2 separate regions of the Homo sapiens genome follow, and region 2 is linked to region 1. Evidence: chromatin contacts called from ENCODE Hi-C data. All regions are on one chromosome and are shown on one strand. Each heading gives the region's core, a stretch centred on a gene start or an enhancer-like site at or near the end of the contact. The rest is flanking DNA. Distances are from core to core; before and after follow the strand shown. Region 1 has its middle 23 kb from the start of SESN3. Region 2 overlaps SMCO4 (single-pass membrane protein with coiled-coil domains 4).

Region 1 (4,708 bases), core at 1,002-3,501:
CCATCCTGATGTCCTAACGTGATCTTTCGCAAGTCTCTGAGCTTACCCACAGGCTGTCAGTTTATCTTTCTGCACACCGGGAAGAAAGAGACCTTCTCTGTGTTGCAATAAACTAAGCCGTGAGTGGACAGCGAATCTACGAAGTTATGTCTTAGTCAGCAAATGCATTCCTCAGGAGAAAGGACCAGTAGCAACAGCAGAATGTTGCCATTTCTGTAGTCTTCTTGATTTCTGACTAATGAGGAACCAAAGAATCCAAAATAGCTGATTTGCCCTCACCCAGGAAATACATCCCCTACCCGACTTCCTCCAGAAGTCTCTGGGTTCTACAGCTGCTATAACCTCATACCTTCCCAGGGCTTTCACCTCTGTACAGACTCCTAGTCTGCTCTGCTCTGTCAAAAGCTTTTCTAAACTTCTCTGGGCACCAGAAGCACCCCTTGAGGGATGTTAAGCTAAGGAAAGGGAATGGTGATAACAGCATTGCTTCAGATACTTCATATTTACGTCTTTCTCGTAAAGAGTGCCAGGGCCTTATAGAATCACTCGAAGGCCCATTGCATTAATCTCAAGGATCCCAAACAAGTGAAAGTTAGATCACACTAAAGCCACCTTCATTTAGAGTTTGTGGTCAATCAAACAGAGCCTAAACTGAAATTTAATTTTGCCCTAGCAGTGAGAATTTGCTAAGCAAATTAATGCTAGAGGGCAAACAAGGCTTCTTGAGTCTGCCTAAGAGCCTTTAAAGGACAACATGCTTTCAAGGGCTGGAAGCAGTCTTTTTACATGCTAATTACAAATCCTACAGTATTTGTGAAAGCAGGTCCCTCTGGGATTTCTATCAGCCAACAAGTTGTTTATTTCCAGTTTAAAGGGGGTGGAGGGTCTATGAATTATTGAGTAGCTACTATGTGTTTTGCCTGTGCTTGGTGGTGAGAGATTGTTTATCTTCACAACCGTCCTTGGAGCTAAGCATTACCCCAGTTTGCACCTGTGGAATGGAGAGGTGGCTGGAAGCACAGAGCTGGGATTCAAAAGCTGGGAAGCCTAAACTCTGGAAGCTGTGCTCTCTCCTCCAGCATATTACCAACCTTTGAATGTAATGTCGGCTTTTCTTTAAGGAATATTCTCAAATCCAGCCTTCTTCATATTTCAGAATAGCCCGTCCCTAATTAGCTCAAATTAGCTAGCTTTGTAAACCCTTTTTCATTTCAGTAATGAGGAAAACGAGGCATTCAGCCAAGAAGCAAACTGTAGAAGGATAGGTTGCAGCAGGTCTGGGCTAATAAATTGCAGTACATGGTGCTTCCTGAGACCTACCAAGGACTCTGAAAGAAGACAAGATGAAAAATCACTCCCTCTCTGAGATATATATTTTCTTTTGGAAAGATGTGTTTTCACCACTCACAGGAAAAACTGCTTTCTGGCCTTAGATAGCACAGAAATTGTCCTCAGATAATGCCAGTGAGGAACCTGCCTGGGAGGTCTAATCGACCTGGGATATGTCATAGGTAATGCCGGGTAGGTAGGTTTAACCCTTCGATTGCACCCTTTTCCAATACTGCTGTCACTGCCCACTAAGATCAGAAAAACTGACAAAATTTTGGGAAATAACTTCATGTTTTCAGAAATGCTACAAAGCCCTCTCCACTCCCACCCATGAGACAATGTCTACAAGTCACATCATATCCTTCCAGCTTAGACTTATTTTTAAAGCACACACAAAACACACTTTAGTGTAATTGGAGAATTAGCACTTTTGCCCCAGAAATGAAACAGCTGTTGATTTCCAGGCTGCTTGTCATTAGAGAGAAGACTTGAAACATCAGAGGCAAGTTCAAACTCCCTAAGAGGCAGTATTGAACTTTACTTGTAGCTCATGTGCCAAGAGCTGCCCAGCATCACTATGCATGAAACAAAACAGGTTTCAAGCAATTATAAGACACAACATATAAATCAAGACTTTAGAATCTTTATTAATGCTGAATTTTTTATTCCAAAAAAATACTTTCAGGAAAACAAATATGACTCATGACTTATGAGACTGGCTGCTTGGATGCAAATCATCTTAACTGCTTGCACACTCCTTGGTACCTTTTCAGCTAAAGAGCCATTCAGCCTCAGCTTCAAGTGCAGAGGAAGTGCAAATAACCCCTGCACTTCAGAGCACAGCTTGCTTTGCTAAGAGACAGTTGAGCAAAATCCCAGCACGCTCTGATTCATTCTGCCTGCTGATTGGTCGTTCTCCCTGGCTGCTGACATCATCCTGTTGCTGGGTGGAAAACTTATGCAGCACAGCCCTGATGCTGACTTCTGATTCTTGTGAAGGGGACGTTGTACTCAACAGCGAAATCAGATTGTAGCTCAAATGGAATTGGAAGATATCTTTTTTGTGTGATCACTTCAGTCATCTTATGCCTCTTAAATTATAGCGCCCTCCCAACCCCCATGCCGTAATCTAGCAAATGCTATTGTGTGGCACTTTCTCTTCCAAGCCACCCAACCCCCAACAGCCTCTAGAATACAAGAGAATAAGAAAAAAACCTTATCGTTTGCCTTCGACTGTAGGTGGAAGATGTCTTACACATCTCCTAGATGGGGCTGGCCTTCTGATTAGTTCATTTGCCTTTACCATCAGTATTAAACTATGTCTTCACTTGCTGCAAAGAATTGTGAAGTAATTTTTAGGACTTTCTATAAAAAATGCCTTATTACCTCTCATTTATTTTCCCAGCATTCTGTAAGCCTTAGGTAAACTGGGGAAGTAGTGACAAAGGCCAACTTGTCTGTTGCCCTTTACAGTGCGCAAAGAACTTTTTTATATACAATGTCTCATATGTTCTTTGCAGCTGTCCCATGCATGAGGTACTATTACTTCCCCCACTCTATAGATAAGAAAACAAACCCCTAAATATTAAATCCATTGCCAGCCATATAGCTTGCACATGATGAAGCTGGGCCTCAAACCCATGGTTTTTAATCCTAGTTTCTGAACTCTTTTCACTCAGACATAGACTCTTTCAACCTTGGGAGGCTAAGTGATTTGCAAGAACCAGTGCAAATTAAGTAGCTAAACCAGTGCCAGAACCCAGCAATTCTTGTTCTCCACACAAGGCCTTTTCTTCTAAACCTCTTGGTAGCTCTCAAGACAATGTTAGAGATGCTCTTAGATACACATTTATTTTAGAAATCTTTAGGCTTTCACAAGCTTTTACTGATTAAGTGCAGCTTTGAGGGAAAAAAATAGAAGCCTAATAATTCAGATGCACATTTGCATTTATTACATAAGGCTTCTGTAAGGGATAAGCTTATCCAGTTGCAGGCTTATTTTAAGTTTTAATGGAATGATTTTGACAGATCAGAAATAGCAGGCTTAGTAACCAGCTCGGTAACTTAGATGTCAGAGACATTTCCATGGTGGATAGCGGGGCTCCTTAGCTCTCAGGACACACTAGATTTCTCTTGTTTGTCTCTGACTGGGATGATTAACCACCCTTTGCTTGGCTTTCATCTTTCCTGGCACAGCTTTGTCTTTCATCTCATTCATTGCTCCAAACCCTTCTTCCCTTTAACTTTTAATACACATACAAAATATTTCAGCTTCCCTCAGTTATTTTTACATAAGCAGAGCAGGAAAACATGGATATACTTCACGGAGCCTGCCACATCTGGTTTGCTCAGGTACTCCCTTACCCATCTTTATTTTTAAATGAGACAAAGAATCCTTCAAAAAAGGCTTAGGAGACTAAAATGTTGGAGGAAAGGAATGAAAGAATGGGGGGGGCAAAGATTACTCAGACATGGAGGTGAATATTTGCATTTTCTATCTTGATCTTTGTGACAGCAGCAACACATAGTGTGGTGACTTGTATTTCACAACGTACATAGCTGCTTCTGTATACTTTGCATTCTTCTCTCATTTTCCCAGTAATTGCCTTTTTTCACTGTGGGGCTTTTTGTCCCCTTGACCCCCAGGTCTCCTACTTCCTGTGTATGACTTAGGCACATGTAGCTCACTCTAAATTTCAGCAAAATGTTCTCTCTGAAAGTGACTTCTTTTCACACCACTCAGATCTTCACATTTTCACTGCCTGTGGAAATATAAACTTACTGATTTTTGTCTTTCTGTGTTATTTGAAGGTAACAAACAATTTGTTGTGCTGAAAAACAGAATTGTTGTCTCATAGACTCCCCAGAGTGATGGGCAGTTCCTACATCCAGCTCTCTGGCTCCCTGTTCAGTGGACCTACCACACCTTTGTTCCTGCTGTCTGTTTTGCCTGAAATGTGTGTCTTAAAATATGGCACAGTAGATGCTGAGCAAAAACAACAACAAAATCCTATGGTCACATAGTTAGCGGCAGTTGAAACTGAAATTAGACCCCAACCTCACATGATTATTAAACGAACATTTTAATGATAAAGAAAGACATTAATGCAGGCTAAAAAAAAATGTGTGCACCATCCAATTCCAAAACCCCAGACAGGCACAATGACTCACACCTGGAATCCTAGCACTTTGGGAGGCCAAGGCAGGTGGATCACTTGAGGTCAGGAATTCGAGACCAGCCTGGTCAACATCATGAAACCCTGTCTCTATTAAAAATATAAAGAAATTAGCCAGGCGTGGTGGCAGGAGCCTGTAATCCCAGCTACTCAGGAGACTGAGGCTTGAGAATTGCTTGAACTCGGGAGGCGGAGGTTGCGGT
Region 2 (4,945 bases), core at 2,051-4,550, 1.7 Mb after region 1:
AGAACATCTGCCTCTCCGTTTGGCCCTCTGGGATTAGTATAGCACCCCTGCCTGCCTTTAAGCTTATCCTCCTTCACTCAGAATTCATTCAGGAAATACACTGTTCTAGGTGTTGGTGATTTTGCACTGAACAGAAGGAGCCAAAATCCTGTTCTCATGGGGCCTATTTTCTAGTGAGGATGACAGACAATAGTGATTAAAATACACGACATGTTTATTAGGTTCCCAGGGCTGCTGTAACAAAGTGCCAGAAACTGAGTGGCTTAAACAGCAGGAGTATGTTTTCCCATGGATCTGGGGGCTCTGAGGGGAGTCTGTTCCATGCCTCCCTTCCAGCTTCTGGTGGTTGCTGGCCGTCCTTGGTATTCTTGGCTTGTGGGAGCATAGCTTCAGTCTCTGCCTCTGCTGTCTCATGGCATTCCCCTGTGTCTGTGTATGAGTCAGGGTGCTCCAGAGAGACAGAACCAATAGGACATAGACAGATAGATGAGAGGGGATTTATTAGGGGAATTGGCTCACATGACTTTGGAGGCTGAGAAGGCCTGTGACAGGGTGTCTGCAGGCTGGAGAACAAGGAAGGCTGGCAGCGGGACTCCGTCCAAGTCTAAAAGCCTCAGAACTAGGAAAGCTGATGGTGTAAGTCTCAGTTTGAGGTTGAAGACCTGAGAACCTGGGGGTTTGGGGGCAGGATGTGCTGGTGCAAGTCTTTCTTACTCAGTTGCCTGATTCAAATACCAGTCTGTTCTGGAAACACCCAGATGATGTAGTACTTTACTAGCTATCTGGATATCTTTTAGTTCAGTCAAGTTGACATCTAAAATTAACCATTACGGTGTGTGTCTCTGTTTTCTTATAAGGACACTAGTCATTGGATTAGGGCCCACCCTATTCTAGTATGACTGTGTGAACTCTGAATATCTGAGACAGGTCTCAATCAGTTTAGGGAGTTTATTTTGACATGCGCCTGTGACATGCACCTGTGACACAGCCTCAGAAGGTCCTGATGACATGTGCCCAAGGGGGTCTGAGCACAGCTTGGTTTTATACATTTTAGGGAGATATGAGACAATCAGTGTATGTAAGATGAACATTGATTTGGTCCAGAAAGGTGGGACAACTCGAAATGGGGCAGGGGCTTCCAGCTTATAGGTAGATAAGAGACAAATGGTTGCATTCTTCTGAGTTTCTGATTAGCCTCTCCAAAGGAAGCAAGCAGATATGCATTTATCTCAGGGAGCAGAGGGGCGACTTTGAAAAGAAAGGGAGGCAGGTTTGCCTAAGCAGTTCCCAGCTTGACTTTTCCCTTTAGCTTAGTGATTTGGGGGCCCCAAGATTTATTTTCCTTTCACAACTGCCTTTTTTTAAAACTGTGGCAAAAAACCCCATAAAATTTACCATCTTAACCATTTTTAAGTGTACAATATATTAATTAGTGTTACCTGTCTGCACATTACTATGCATCAGTATGACCTCATTGTGTTAGAGTTCTGCAGAGAAACAGAACCAATAGGGTTATGTGTATGTATATAAAGAGATTCATTATAAGGTGTTGGCTCACATGTTTATGAAGGTTAAGAAGTCCTAAGAGCTGCAGTCAGCAAGTTTGAGACCCCAGAGAGCCAATGGTGTAAGTTCCAATCCAAGTACTGAGGCCTTGAGACCCAGGAGAGCCAATGGTGTCAGTTCCAATCCAGGTACTGAGACCTTGAGTTCCAGAAGAGCCAATGGTGTAAGTTCTAGTCCAAAAGCCAGCAGGCTTGAGACCCAGGAAGAGCCAGTTTCTCAGTTCAGGTCAGTCCAAAGGCAGAAAAGACCAATGTCCCAGCTCAAGCTTACATACACTGCAAGAGGAATTCCCTCTTACTCAGGCTGTTTGTTCTGTTCAGATCTTCATTTGATTAGATGAAGTCCACCCAGATGAGGGAAGGCATTCTGCTTTATTCAGTCTACCCATTCAAATGTTAATTGTATCCAGAAAACATCCTCACAGACATACAAGGAATAATCTTTGGCCAAAAGTCTGGGCACCCATGGCCCAGTCAAGTTGACACATGAAATTAACCATCACACTCATCTTAAAATATTATATCTGCAAAGACCCTATTTCTAAATAAGCTCATATTCTGAGGTTCCAGGTGGACATGAGTTTTTTGGGACTCTGTTCTGTCCAGGTGGTATGTGAGATATTGGTGACTGCTGAAAAAGTGGAAGAGTCCCGCAGCAGAGGGGAAGGTGAGGTGGTCAAGGAGGGCTTTGCTGAGAAGGAATGTGTGCACTTGGGGCTGGAGAAGGGGGAGAGAGGGAGGAGCTGCTGTGTGGAGGAAGAGGATTCTGTGTGAAGGGGACAGCACAGGCAGAGGCCCTGAAGTGTAGGGACAGTACAATTTGAGTCCATTGTGTCAGGGGAGGAAAGGGAGAGGTTGGGAGTAAAGAAGAGGATGAGGATCAAGAGGTCCTTCTTTGCGTGGACTGTGGCCTTTGTTCTAGTAAGATGGGAGCCACTGTTGTGCCTGTGAGCATGAATGAAAGCAGGTAGTGTGGGCCAGCTCATTGAGGACTTTTCTAAGTTCAGATGGATGTAGCTGAGCTGTGTGTGTGCCTAGATATTTTGCAGCAGCTGTTTCTAGGCAGGTTTTTAAAAAATGTTAGTGCTGTACTGACCCTTGATCCACCACCCTTTCCTTTCTGTATGCTTTTCACCTACCCACCCACCCACACATAAACCACAAACACGAAGAAGAGAGAGCAAACAGACAAGGCTGTGGTGGCAGGAATTGCTAGGAAACTGTGTGCTTAGCTGCCCTGCTGTGAGCTGCAGGGCCTCACACGTGTGAACTGGTGGGCTCTTCCCCCCACGACCCCTTCAGCCTTGGGCCTGCCTGGTGAACGCCATGCCTGCCATTCAGGTGGTCTTTAACCTGGGTAGATTTAGAAAATGCCAAGGTCAGTGTGCAAGCTATGTGGATTCTTCTGGGCTTCCAGGATTCTTCTGTGTATAAAATCACTATGCTGTGAAAAGAGTTGAGTCAGCTCTCCTGGTCAGCAGGCCACATTTGGCCTTGAAAATGTGGGACAGGGAGGAACATCCAAGAGGACCTTTGGAGACAGTGAGTAGATGGCTGTGTGGTCTTGGTACGTGGGCCCAGGGCCCTCTGCTGCCAGCCTTGTTACTGGCCTACAAAGTGTTCACACATTGTTGTTCTTATTTGTCATAAAAACACTTCAGCCTGCAATCTGAGTATTGGTCATTAAAAAGAAGAAGGAACTCCAGGCGGAGGCTGGCCCTCAGCGGGCCTGGCCTGCTGGTCTGTGGCCTGTGTCGTCGGTTCAGTTTGCCCAGTTACTGGGGGAATCACTACTTCAGATTCCTTGGCCTTGGAGTTAAAGGGAAATATCCTTATTTGGTTGACATTTAATTTCCTTTTTGCCTCCAAAGGAAGGGGCCTGGCCCTTGTGTAATGAGGGCTCGGGGGAAGTGGGCTATATGGGGGCCTGATTTCAGACTCTCTCTGGGCTGTGCGGGGGCCTGATTTCAGACTCTCCTGCCTCCACTTACCAAGATAGTGCCAGAAGCAGCCTGCTTGGGGAGGTTATCTGGGAGGCCGATGTCATTGTGACCCCTCTGGGGAGCATCGCTTTAGAAGATAATTATGTGTAAGTGGAGATGAAAATAGAATTCTCCAGTGCCAGGAGCAGCTGCTCTTCCGTAGTGTTTCAGGAGTTGCCTTTGGGGCCCCTCCTTCCTCCCAAACAAAACACACCCATCCAAAATGAAAGTTGTGAAGATGATTCCTAGCTAGAAAAGTGAGTGTTACAAATGTGTTTTGTGAGTGTGTAATTCCAGAAGTTATTTTTAGGGTGTTCTTTCCTTAGCACATCAAAAGAGCTTCCTTAGAGGAACTGCCTTTTAAATTGCACAGCCTTTCTCTGCCAGAGTGCTACAGGAAGTTTTGACTCAGGTAGTGTTCCTTCAGAATCTGTGGAGGCAGGCTTTGCTTCCTTGTTATAGTTAGAACAGAAAGGCCTTGCCCACGAGTGGGAGCCAGACAGGGCTCCACGTGTTCCCCTCCCATAAGACAGCCTCCTTGTCCTATGCCCAGGGGTGGCTTTTGTCTCTGCTGACATGCCCCCAACATCTAGTAAATACGTACTTGTTGATGGACAGGATGTATTGGATGTGGGCCCTGGCATCTTTGCTGGGCTCTGAGTAGGCGGCATGCTGTGATTTCACTTAGAACCCTGAGAAGTTGGTCTTCTGGTATCCAGATTGGTACTGGAACATTAAGTTCTGATTTCATCACTGCTGCCTTCGATAAGTTACTTGCCTCCCTGGGCCTCAGTTCTCTCATCTTTAATCTAGAGGGTTGGATGAAATGATTGGCATGGGGGTCTCCCTTCACCTCTCCACCCACTCTGGGCAGCCCCTTGCACTGTCTCCCTGGTCACAGTGCGAGCTCCTGGAAGGTAGAGCCGGTTTAGGCACAGGGAACATGAACTTTTTATCCCAGCCAGCCTGATAAATACAGGGCTTCCCCAGAACTCAACATGCTTCAGCCCTGGTGCTCCCTGATGGCCTGTCTGGCCAGACCCCCAGAGTTCTTGCTTTCTGGGCCAACTTGGAGGCAGAGACGAGCAGGTGGTGGAGGATTTGGCTAAATCTCCATTCTGGCTCTGGAGGCGGGTGTCTCCAGTTGCTCAACCTGATCTCCTTGTTCTTTTCTCAAGTTTCACACAACTTTTTATCCTTTCCTTGAACAAAGGCTTTTTATTTCTGGATGATGTTGTGAGAAGTTTTTGTATTTATAAGTAAGGCAGAAAAGAATGGATCATAACTACAAAATTTTATATCAATTACATTCCAAATTTGTTAAGAAATATCTATGTGTAGGAAAAAGACCATAAAGTACTTTATTTTAGTGGTCATCTCTGGATTTTCATATTATAG

What was found. A loop is a pair of places that touch in the nucleus more often than their neighbours do. Pooled maps may share reads with other maps.
Region 2: a map of GM12878 shows a loop between it and region 1 (7-fold over the local background). The contact joins two enhancer-like sites. A Hi-C loop is called at or near these places in 1 of 168 maps with a recorded cell type or tissue (GM12878), 1 of 37 single-sample maps with no recorded cell type and 3 of 50 pooled maps.

What each region holds. Positions count from the first base shown.
Region 1 is chr11:95,251,999-95,256,706 of GRCh38, reverse strand. No RefSeq gene overlaps it. Among named protein-coding and RNA genes, the nearest start is that of SESN3, 23 kb to the right of the region's middle. RefSeq lists an enhancer at 2,219-2,608. Within about 2 kb of position 2,251, at least 25 of the 41 ENCODE cell types and tissues checked have a DNase peak (open chromatin) inside an H3K27ac peak, as active enhancers do.
Region 2 is chr11:93,528,131-93,533,075 of GRCh38, reverse strand. All of the region lies in intron 1 of SMCO4 (single-pass membrane protein with coiled-coil domains 4), which reads left to right. Among named protein-coding and RNA genes, the nearest start is that of SMCO4, 13 kb to the left of the region's middle. Within about 2 kb of position 3,300, at least 21 of the 41 ENCODE cell types and tissues checked have a DNase peak (open chromatin) inside an H3K27ac peak, as active enhancers do.